Regions from separate parts of the Homo sapiens genome. Here region 1 is linked to region 2. Evidence: chromatin contacts called from ENCODE Hi-C data. All regions are on one chromosome and are shown on one strand. Each heading gives the region's core, a stretch centred on a gene start or an enhancer-like site at or near the end of the contact. The rest is flanking DNA. Distances are from core to core; before and after follow the strand shown. Region 1 holds the start of CCDC126 (coiled-coil domain containing 126). Region 2 has its middle 71 kb from the start of SP4.

Region 1 (6,204 bases), core at 3,651-6,150, 2.2 Mb before region 2:
ATTTTTCAAACTCCAAAATATTCCCTGTTAAGAAACACAAAAGTAGAAAAACATGGATAAATTTTTTTTCTAAATTTGTATATTTATTACAGGCATTAACATGTCCACTCCACTTTACAAGATCTTCGGAGAAAAGTGCTATTCCAAGCTCCATTATGCTACTTGACAAACAGCACACTATGTATATGTAAACAACCAAATATTTAAGCCATTTTTCAGTGGTTTCTCCCTAGCCACAGACATAAAGATATGTGCTTGTCTTTAGTCCAACATTATTTCCAGAGAAAAGTAAAACAGGCTGGGCATGGTGGTTCACACTTGTAATCCCAGCACTTTACAAGGTTGAGGTGGGAGGACTTCTTGAAGCCAGAAGTACAAGACCATCCTGGGCAACACTGCAAGACGCAGTCACTACAAAAAAAAAATAAAAATTAGCCGGGCATGGTGGTGCGCACCTGTAGTCCCAGCTACTCTGGAGGGTGAGGCAGGAGGACTACTACACAAGCCCAGGAGTGCCAGGTTTCAATGAGCTATGGGTGACAGAGACTCTATCTCAAAATTTAATTAATTAATTAAATCAAACAAAGAATCAGCAAATATTTAAACTAGAACAACTTCATTATAAAGATAAGGAAAATGAAGCACAAAGAGAATTAATGACTACTCAAAGTCAAACATACAGAGAAACGTTAGGCATCCAAACTTTCAGCACAGGACTCCACTGTTTTTCAAAAGCAGGGAACAAAATCAACAGTTTGCAATGAGCAATTTTCAAAACACAAGATAAAATAGAAACCATCAGAGTAGACCGTACACACTACCAATTTTGTTTTGTTAAATTTCCAGTTTATTTTTACATATACAGACATATGCATGCATACACAGTTGTTGCTGTTTGAGATAAGGTCTGGCTCTGTTGCCCAGGCTAGAATGCAGTGGCCATAGCTCACTGAGCCTTGATCTCCCAGACTGAAGAGGCCCCCACCCTTGCCCCTGCCTCAGCCTCCTAAGCAGCTGGGACTACAGGTGTGTGCCACTACACTTGACAAATTTTATTTTTAGCAGCGACAAGGTCTCACTATGTTGCCCAGGCTGGTCTCAAACTCTTGAGCTCAGGCGATCTTCCTGCCTCAGCTTCCCAAAGCGCTGGGATTACAGGCATGAGCCACTGAGTCCAGCCTATGCACACACAGTTACACGTGTATGGAGTCTTTTTTTTTTTTTTTAATTATTGATATGAGATCTAACTATGTTGCCCAGGCCAGTCTCAAACTCCTGGGCCCACATGATTCTCCCACCTCTACCTCCCTAGTAGCTAGGACTGACTGCAGGTGCACACAACCATACTCAGCCATCAATGGAGTCTTGCTATAAAAAGATCTCTTACTACGGATTGTAACAAAAAAGTTTAAAAAATACTGCATTTCACACTCCCTGTCATCTGTCATGAAGTACTTCCTTGTATTTTATGCAAACATAGCAACAGCAATATTAAAAACACAAATAGATGGCTAATCATACCTTAAAATCTCTCATTCAAATCTCATTTTTGCATCTATTCAGTGCTCTACATTTTGTGCCATTATAACTATAGCTAAAGTAACTATCAACAGCAATAGCAGCAACTAGCAGGCAGAGAAGCTTTCACTCAGCCAAAGGTACTAGAAGAACTACTGCCTATTAGTCTCCAAAGGAATTTCAGCTAGAGAGGCATAGATTTACTACAAAAAGACACAGTATGTTCACCACAGCTCAGAGGTTCAAATAGTTCTCTCCAAAAACGACCCAAAAAAAAGTCCTCCACAGACTTGACCCCGGAATGTAATTTCAGGGAAAAAGGGGCATTCCTAAAATATTTTCTCTATGTAACACTGCCTGAGGCTAATATGGTGGTGGGGGGGGGGGGGTTAACACAGAACACAGCCATTCGCTCCATAATAAGGTCTAAGATTTAAAATGCACTGCCTTGAGAGAAGCTACACTAAAATTCCAGCTAAGATACGGAAATAATGAGTGTCAAGATATCAGATCATTTTTAGATGGCACATTTGGGAGACAGAATAGAAGACAATAGCACTGAATATTACAAAAACAGATAAAAGAAAAATGGTAAAGTGAGGCAGGGATAAAAACAGAAAATGTTAAGGCAAAAAGAAAACTAACCATTATGCTACAGTAAAAGTTTAATTTAAAATATGGCCTGGCGTGGTGGCTCATGCCTGTGATCCCAGCACCTTGGGAGGCTGAAGAGGGCGGATCACTTGAGGTCAGGCATTCAAGACCAGTCTGGTCAACATGGTGAAACCCCATCTCTACTAAAAATACAAAAATTAGCCAGGCATGGTGGTGCATGCCTGTAAACCCAGTTACTTGGATGGCTGAGGTACAAGAATCGCTTGAACCTGGGAGGTAGAGGATGCAGTGTGCAGAGATCGCACCACTGCACTCCAAGCTGAGTGAAAGAGCAAGGCTGTCTCAAACTAAACTAACTAAACTAAAATATGCAATAAAATAAACTATGCAGGCCGGGCTCCAGGGCTCACACCTATAATCCCACCATTTGGGAAGCTGACATAGGCAGATCACTTGAGGTCAGAAGTTCAAGACCAGCCTGACCAACATGGTGAGACCCTGTCTCTACTAAAACTACAAAAATTAGCCAGGCATGAGGTACAAGAATTGCTTGAACCCAAAAGGTAGAAGTTGCAGTGAGCCAGCACCACTGCACTACAGCCTGGGTGACAGAGTAAGACTCTGTCTCAAAAAAAAAAAACAACAAAACCTATATATATACATATACATAGACACACACTATGCAGCACTAGATACTTCAATCACAGAGCTTCACCTGTCACAGCCGTGGCCAATCATGTTTTGTGCCACATGTCCCCACCTCCCCTTCCAAAGCCAACTAGGCTAGCATCTCTGGCCTCAAACAAAGAGGCCCCAGGGAAAACCAGGCAGTTGGCAGAAGGAGCTGAAGGAGAAGTCATGAAAATAAATAATAAAGTTGGATGAGGGGATTGACAAGCTAAAGTTATGAAGAATCAGGCACAACAGGTATAGGGGCTATGAGCAAAAGATACAGAGTAGGGAGAAAGAGAACAAAGCATGTCAAAAATGCAGAGAAACTGTGCAGCTCATGAGAGAGTGATAACTGGCTGGTAGAGATTCTTATTTCTGGCAGCTTTCTTGTTCTCTTAAATGTATTCCTTCTTTCAAGGTAGTTTGAAAGAATTATATGACCTGAAGCAGGAAGAAACACTAAGAACACAAATGACTAAAAGGGTTTACACAAATTTTGTTTCCACATTTAAAAAAAAACCTCTAAAAACCTTTATCATTGAAAGTCTGAGCTAGAAGAGTCCTTGGAATCAGACCAATTCACTATTTTAGAGATGAGGACATTGAGGACCACAAAGTAATCTCAGGTTACACAGATAGTGACAGAGCAAGGACAAAACTAAGGACTCCTATTTCCGTAGCCATTACTCTCTGTCCTACACTGCACTAAATAACACCAACATAGAAACATTTTCCTCAAAACAAGTATTTTTGCAACACATTTTAGAGTGAGAAATTATTAATCAGTGAGAAGATGCAGACAGATGTAGAAAAAAGTTGACCCAGGTTAAATATGGTGAAGCCCAGAGGCAGGACTGTAAAATACCTGGATGCCTACTCTGACGAAACAAACACTTAGCGCCTCTAAGGATTCCCAAAGGACACACCTGAGGGGGAGGGGAGAGGTGAATACTTGTACCTCTGAAGCTGATCCACAGAAAAGCAGAGTCATCAATTTCCTAAGAACATTCTCAGCCATCTTAAAACAGCAAAAATTAGGAAGACGGCATATTTTAATGAATCCTTTGGTTAGGTTTAAGATAAAGTGAAGAACACACAACCCAGGATGATTAAACAAACAAAAGCACAAAACTCAAGTCCAGAGGCCACTTCGGTCACTTCAGTCATAGCTAATGAAAGTATCACAAAGGATCTTTTCATCAAATGAAGAACTAATGACGTTATAGGTCTATATTCCTAATTCTAACCACTTACAGGTGTGTGTTTTGATGGATGAGAAAACTCAAGCTTAGAGCCTTTAAGTAACCAAGATCACCAAGGCAGGCAGTGAGAGAAACCCAGGCAGGATTCGAACCCTAGCTGGCTGAGCCATTCTCATTACCGTCACAGTCAACAATCAACACGGCAGTTTAAGTTCATCCTTACCAGTCACCCAGGAGATGAGTTTTGAAGAGGGAGTTTAAAAGGGGCATCTGACTTTCTCTCTCTCCCAAAGTAGAAGAGAACTGAGCTGTCAAAAACAGAAAAAGAAGTGAGTGCGGTGCCGCCCGGGATCTACATCCCGCAGCTCCGGACCAAGCCCGCCCCGCTCGACTCGCGCAGCCCCAGCCACGCTCGGCTCTCCGCCCGAGCCGAGGCGCCGCGGCTGTCAGACGCGGAGGGGCAGAGACGCGGCCCAAAGGAAGGGACAAAGAGCCTTCCCGGCCGCGGCCGGAGGCTGCCGGCCCGTTCCTAAGCCGGGTTTCCGCAGCAGCGGCCCTAGCGGGGCGGGGACCGGGGACGGGGGCGCGGCGGGGGAGGAGCGGCCGGCTAGGCTGAGGGGCGCGCGAGAGGTGCGGGCCCGGCTGGCGGACTCGCCCCTTACTCATTACCTGGCCGTGGGCTTCTCGTCACGGTCGCCGCCGCCACGGAGCTTCTGAGCCGGGGCGACGCAGCGAGAGCTAATAAGCGGGCGTCAGCTGCGTCCCACACTGGCGAAGCAGCCTCCAGATCGAGCTGGAGAAACGCCGGTGGGTGGGAGTTGGGACGAGGTTTGTTCCCAGCTTGTGGAGATTTTACTCCGCTCGTCCCTCGCACTCGGCTTCCGCTCCGCCTCCCTGCCGGCCCTTCCCGCACTCGGGGGCCAGCCGCCCGCGGCGCGCGGCATTGTGGGGGATGTAGTCCCAGAATGAGGAAGCGGCGGCACGTGCTTCCAGCCGCCCTGCACCTACCCTGGGTCAGAACGACGCAGCTGCGCGGCAACCAGAGAGGGCGGCGGGGTCTTCTGTGTTGGAAGATGAGCCCGCCAGAGGCATACCCTCGGCCTTAACTCGCTGCAGGCGCTGGAAGAAGGGCTCTGGCGTCTTGTTCCCGACCCTCCGGTGAGGAACCAACCTCCTAATACTATTGACCTGAGGCTGGGAAAGCTTAGTGATGATTAAGTGTGCTACAGATGAGACTACCCATTATTGAAGCCAAAGGTCCTTAGCCAGTGGAGTGAGGCAAGAAAAATAAAAGGATTGAAGATTAAATAGGAAGAAACAAAATTATTTTTTCATAGATTATGTAATTATGTACGTGGAGGCCGGGCGCCGTTGGCTCATGCCTGTAATCCCAGCAGTTTGTGAGGCCAAGACGGGAGGATCACCTGAGGTCGGGAATTCGAGACCAGCCTGGCCAACATGGTGAAACCCCGTCTCTACTACAGATACGAACTTAGCAGGGCGAGGTGGCGGACGCCTGTAATTCCAGCCTCTCGGGGAGCTGAGGCGGGAGAATTGCTTGAACCCAGGAGGCGGAGGTTGCAGTGAGCTGATATCGCGCCACTGCACTCCAGCCTGGGCAACAAGAGCAGAACTCCGTCTCAAAAAAAAAAAAAAATTGTTTGTGGCACTTCAAAACAATCTGCAGATAAACTGTTAACAATAAAAGTTTTTAACAAGGTTAATAGATACAAAAATCATATTTTAAAAAATCAATATTTATTTATATATGCTAGTAAAAAAGATAATTTTTTTAAAGATACCATTTCCAACAGCTCCAAACAAATATCAAGTACCTAGGAATAAATCGATCAAAGAAATGCAAAACCTGCCTGAAGAAAACATTGGAAGACACTGAAGAAGACCTAAATAAAGATGTAACATGTTCATAAATTGGAAGAGTCAATACTGAAAAATGCCAAGTCTCTCCAAACCTACCTACAGAGCCAGTGCAATTCCCAACAAAATCTCAATAAATTTCTGTGTATGTGTGAGAAACTTGACAAGCTAATTCAAAATGTTATGGAAGAGCAAAGACAAGCATTCATGAGGAAGAGGAGGAAGAAAAAAAAAGAAGAGGAGAAGGAGTGGGAGGAGGAAAACTTGTGCTACCGGATAACAAGCTTTATTATAGACTAGGCACGGTGGCCCATGCCTA
Region 2 (5,760 bases), core at 3,121-5,620:
TTATAGATTTTAAAGTATAGAGGTAGTGACAAAAAGTATCTAAGACTGACAACCTAAATTTTCTCTTTCCTGTTCAAGGAGACTTCCTGACCAGAAGATATCTCAGCCATCTAATCCTTTTAAAATTTGTCAGTCCTACTGGTGAAAATAAAACATGTCAGATACCCCCATTTAACTCTGTCGCTTCTTTGACTAAATTTTTCACTTCCAATGTAATGACTTGTGGCAGAATTGAACAATTATATGAACTTCTTCTCTTGGCTTCAAGAAAAGGACTCCCATTTTATACTGGTCATATTTCTTTGCCCTCTTCTTCAGCAATTGAATGGTGGTTAGTGTTTAGTGAGAGTTGTCATTTTGAGTGCCCCATGCAGATTGCAATAATTCACTTGCAAAGTGTTTAAAAAAGACAGCAGATAAATCTCAAAAATTCTTCCCTTTCCCCCAGGGATTAGCTCTTGACACTCATAAGGGAACAGAGAAGATTACTTTCTGATATCTCTAGGAATTATGTGGCATCATACGGTGCTGCTCTTGAGGGGAAGAAAACAAACAAAGCTCAACCTCTTCTGTGGGGAAAAGAGCAGATCTATAAGCAAATCCCAATTTAGCTAAGAAAGAATATATCTTGATTTACAACAGTATAAACATCTGTATATAAATCTATATACATTTAATTTCATAACACACATACCCAGTTCCCTGACATTGAAGGAGCTTGTCTAGGAGTCCATTTATTGTACTTCACAGGCCCCAATAACTTCACTTTGCTTCCAGCAATCCCACAGAAGTGCACAAAATTGGATATGACATTGAGTAACCCAGATATTTTAGCCTTTTGCCAAAGAGCTGCTGAAATGTTTTTGTGTTAAGGCCGAGTCTCTTGTAATGATGGTTAACGACTGTAGGCTCTAACTAGACGTGGCCGTGGGTTACTGCTGCTCTGAGTGTGAGAAGAAAACCATAATTCATCCAATGTGGCTGTTTGCTGAGGACATGTTAGTATTGACAAATGGCAAACTGTTGTGCAAAAACCTGAGTAAGTTGCATGTAAATAGAGAGTGATCACTTCCTCTGACACACAGTTCTCCTGCACTGTTGAATACAGAGCATGGCAAACGAAGAAAATTAGAATCTGGTGACTGATTTCTTTACAAATGGAGAAGTGTCACTGTACAAGCCCCATAAAATAATGTTTTAAGTACAGTTGAGTATGGTCACTTAGATCACCTACATTAAAATTATAGTACCATAACTTTTTACTCTTAATGCTTCCTAATTCATACATTCATATAGGCATGCATACACTAATATGTGTGAAATCCTGCCATCTGTAAACCATTGGGTGAGACATTTTGTCAGGTATAAAGATGAATCAGGTACAGTCTCTGATCCCAGGAATTGGGAAGAGGTTGAGGCAAGAGGTTAAAAAATTCAAACCCAAAACTGTAACATAAGAGAGCTATTAAGAGCTAAATTCTTTCTGAGGTTCTTTTTTTTTTATTTTTTGAGACAGAGCTCACTCTGTCACTCAGGCTGGAATGCAGTGGCGCAATCTCAGCGCACTGCAACCCCTGCCTCCTGGGTTCAAGCGATTCTCCTGCCTCAGCCTCCTGAGTAGCTGGGACTACAGGTACACACCACCATGCCCAGCTAATTTTTGTATTTTTAGTAGAGACAGGGTTTCACCATGTTGGACAGGCTGGTCTCGGACTCCTGACCTCAAGTGATCTGCATGCCTCAGCCTCCCAAAGTGCTGGGGTTACAGGTGTGAGGCCACCACAGCTGATCTTCTCTCTAAAGTTCTAAAACAAAATTCCAAAAAAAGAGAATATGATTAATCAAGCTCATTGTTTGATGCCAAGCATGAAGTTACTCCTCAGGCTGACCACATCAACTGAGGTTGGGAGGGCAGTGTAGTAGAGATGGCAAATTGCCCAGCAAAATGTGTGTTCCCCTTCCACAATATAGAATTATCACTCAAAAGCACCTGTATTTACTCTTTTATCTAGTGGGGCCATTTAACCAGTTCTTGACAATGGAATGTGAGCAGAAATTTTTGTCACGTCTAAGTCAAGACAACTTAAACAGCTAATATGTGTTCTAAACTCTCTTTTCCCGTTTCCATAGACAAAGGGGCCCTAGAAAGTGGTGGAAACACAAGATTTAAAAAGCCTGGATCACTGAATCACCATGTGGAGAACAGCCACCAATATACCTGGAACACCTACTGTAGGTTATAACTGCTGAGTCTCAAATTCTATCACTAAGCTACTAACAATTGGAGGTTTATTTGCTATAGCACCTAGGATTATTTTGATCCTAAGTAGGGTTGCTTTAGCAAAGTACCAGAAACTGAGTGGCTTAAAGCAACAGAAAGTTATTTTCTCATGGTTCCAGAGGCTAGAACTCCAAAATCCAATTGTAGGCAGCACCATTCTCTGTCCAAAGGCTCTGGAGAAGTCCTTTGTTGCCTCTTTGTAGCTTCTGGTGGTTGCTGACAAGTCTTGTTCCTTAGCTTGCGTCACTCCTGTCTTTGCCTCTGTCATCACATGGCCTTCTTCCCTCCTTCTTTCCCTTCCTTCCCTCCTGTCTTCCTTCCCCAATGTTGTTGTACCTGGATCTCTGTCTCCTCTTCTATTAAGACACCAATCATGGGATTTAGGGCAACCTAATCCATGGTGACCTTGTCTTAACTAATTATACATGCAAAAACCCTATTTCCAAATAAGGTCCCATTTCTGAGGTTCCAAGCAGACTTGAATTTTGGGGGGACACTATTCAATTCAGTAAAGTTACCTAGTATAAAATGTGGCTCTGTAGAATGCCCCCTTAGCAGATAATATAGGCATGTTAAACACCATGATGGACACCTTATCAAAATTGCAAAAAAACCCAAAAAACAAAAAACAAACTTAATCTAACATGTTACAGAAAGAAGGAACAATAGCAAGAGTTAAGTTTGAAAGAGTTAGTACATTATTCTCTGGGTTCCATATCTTTTTCTGCATCAGTCACAGGCACCAGTAAGTGACAGTTGGAAGATCCTTGCTTTGAACTCACACAAACCCAGCTCTATCTTATTTCTTTGTTCAAAAAGAGTTAAGCAGATGTGATTTCTCCCTTTGTTGAACTTGCAGTTTAGCAGGGAAGTCATATATAAAATATTAATTATGCAAATAACTATTTAAGTGGGCTTGTACTAGATACTTTAAAGAAGAATACAGATGCATATGAGAGAAGACCTAACCCGGCCCACCTATAGAAGTACACCTAAGCCAAAACTTTGAGAGAGGTTTGCCATGTATAGGCAGGGCAGAGTGGCTCATGCCTGTAATCCCAGCACTTTGGGAGGCCGAGGCTGGCAGATCATTTGAGGTCAGGAGTTTGAGACAAACTTGGTCAACATAGTGAAATCCCATCTCTACTAAAAATACAAAAGTTAGCTGGGCATGACGGCAGGCACCTGTAATCCCAGCTACTCAGGAGGCCAAGGCAGAAGAATCACTTGAACCTAGGAGGCGGAGGTTGCAGTGAGCCGAAATTGCATCACTGCCTCACTGCACTCCAGCCTGGGTGACAGAGCGAGACTCCATCTCCAAAAAAAAAAAAAAAAAAGAGAGAGAGACTGAGGTTTGCCATGTATGTTTGTGCAGGTTGGGCACTGCACAACTCCAAGGGCATTTTTACATTGTGGTCTACGTGAATGGTGCTCCTGGGACTCTTGCAGCACACAATCTATAAAGCTGAATATGGTAGCCTTGCTTACTAATGGGTAGGAATTAGATACAGAATGTTAAGCAGATGTGTGTGTGTGTAGATGATGGTGGTGGTGGTGACAGGTTGAGAAAGTAGATAGGCATTCCAAGTAGAGGGAACAGCATATTACAAGACCCTCAGGTGGGAAGGTACTTTCTTTTCTTTGTTACCTGACATGCGGGCAATTATTCAGACTTTCACAACCCCAAATGTTTTATTGGTAAAACTGGGGAAAACAAGTTTCATGGCTACTTAACTTGCATTGTCATTGTGAAGCATTGAAGCTATGTAAGGAAGCACAGTGCTCAGCATAGTGCTCAGTCTCTGTGTTTCCTTCTTTCTATTTCCTAGAAGCAAGGTGAATTTGGGGTCACCAACGTGACACTTAATAAATAGCAGGTACTTGATTCACACCTCTATCATTAACACTCAAAAGTTCTAGGACTATTAGTGATTGCTAAATAAGGTTTGCTTTCCAGGCAGCTAGTGCAAGAAAGGAAGGCAGGTTTGGACAAAATTATCAAGTTACCTTAGCTGTGTGGTGACCAAAAAGGGAACTGAAATTATGACATTGTCCCTCCCACCGCACAGTCCACACCCTTCTCACCCACACCCATCTGATCTTATCTCCTGCCCAATCTGACATTTTGCTCTTTCAGGAAGCAAGTTATGCTGTTCTTTTCTTATGCCTCCAGTCTATTTTTTCAACACTTTAATTTTATGTTATTGTGGTAAAATATACAGAACATGAAGTTCACCATGTAAATCATTTTTAAGTATACGATTCAGTACTTTTAAGTATGTTCACAATGCTGTGTGACTGTCACCACTATCCATTTCCAGAACACGTTCATTATCCCAAACAGAACTCTATAACTATCAAACAACAACTTCATTCTTCTTCCCGCCAATGCCTGGAAACCTCTATTCTGTTTTCTGTCTCTGTGAATTTGCCTATTCTAGATACTGCAAATAAGTGGGATCATAGGTTTATTTCACTTAGCATAATGTCCTCAAGGTTCATCCATGTTGTAGCATGTCAGAATTTTCTTCCTTTTTATGGCTGAATAGTATTCCATTGTATGTATGTGTGACATTTTGTTTACCGCACTTTCTTTTGTACAATTATCTTATTGCAGTGCTATTGTTTTTGTATGTATTGTGTGAGCACCTGATGGCAGATGTGTAGGCAGAAGTTCTAAAGCGGCCCCCAGTGAAGTCCCTCCCGAGTCCCTGGGACTTCAGAATGTGCTATCATGCTTGAGATTATGTTTTGTTACAGAGGGAGACCAGCCTGGATTAGCCTGGTGGGCCCAATGTAATAACATACATCTTTAAAAATGGAGTTTTCTCTGGCTGATGACAATAGAGGCAGTCAGGTTTGAAGCACGATAGTCATTTGGCACTATTACTGCTTAAAGATTGAGGAGCCATGGGAAAAGGAATGTGAGTGGCTTCAAAGAGCTGAGGCAGGTCCCAGATCTCAGATGGAAAGCACTTCAGTCCTGTAACTGTAGGGTACTCTGTCATAACCTGAATGGGTTTGGAAGTGGATTTCTCCTCAGAGCCTACACTTAAGTTCCCAGCCCGGCTGACACCTGAATACTGGCCATGGGTGACCCTGAGCAGAAATTCCTGCCACACCAGGTTGTTCTCTGGTATACTGAGTGGGGAGGTAATAAATGCGTGTTGGTTTAAGTTGCGAGATTTGTGGGTGATTTGTTACTCAACAACAGAAAAGGACGACAGCGAGGACCCCATCTTTTCATGTTTGTGTTTAGCCCACTGCCTGGAACTGACTAACTTCCCAACAAACACTAACCAAGTAATCGATTGAAGGAGGCAGGAAGAAGGGATGATGGGTGGAAGAGAAAAGGAAGAACAAATGAAGAAAGAATGGATGAGGCGGCAGGATGGCTTGAGACTAGCCTAGCCCTAGAGATAGGGAGACCCTGTCTCTACAAAAAATGAAAAAAAAAAAAAAAATTAGCCAGGTGTGGT

The links. Hi-C counts contacts between places; a loop is a spot of excess contacts on that map. Pooled maps may share reads with other maps.
Region 1: a pooled map shows a loop between it and region 2 (7-fold over the local background). The contact joins the promoter of CCDC126 here to the enhancer-like site in region 2. A Hi-C loop is called at or near these places in 3 of 37 single-sample maps with no recorded cell type and 6 of 50 pooled maps.

Annotation. Positions count from the first base shown.
Region 1 is chr7:23,596,078-23,602,281 of GRCh38, reverse strand. It overlaps CCDC126 (coiled-coil domain containing 126), which reads right to left and starts at 4,900. Exons shown (of 4, transcript NM_138771.4): 1 at 4,677-4,900; 2 at 4,231-4,315. LOC105375187 (a long non-coding RNA gene) reads left to right here and starts at 4,957. Exons shown (of 2, transcript XR_927098.2): 1 at 4,957-5,165. RefSeq lists a silencer at 4,419-4,658.
Region 2 is chr7:21,354,106-21,359,865 of GRCh38, reverse strand. No RefSeq gene overlaps it. Among named protein-coding and RNA genes, the nearest start is that of SP4, 71 kb to the left of the region's middle. RefSeq lists an enhancer at 4,461-4,510. Within about 2 kb of position 4,370, at least 5 of the 41 ENCODE cell types and tissues checked have a DNase peak (open chromatin) inside an H3K27ac peak, as active enhancers do.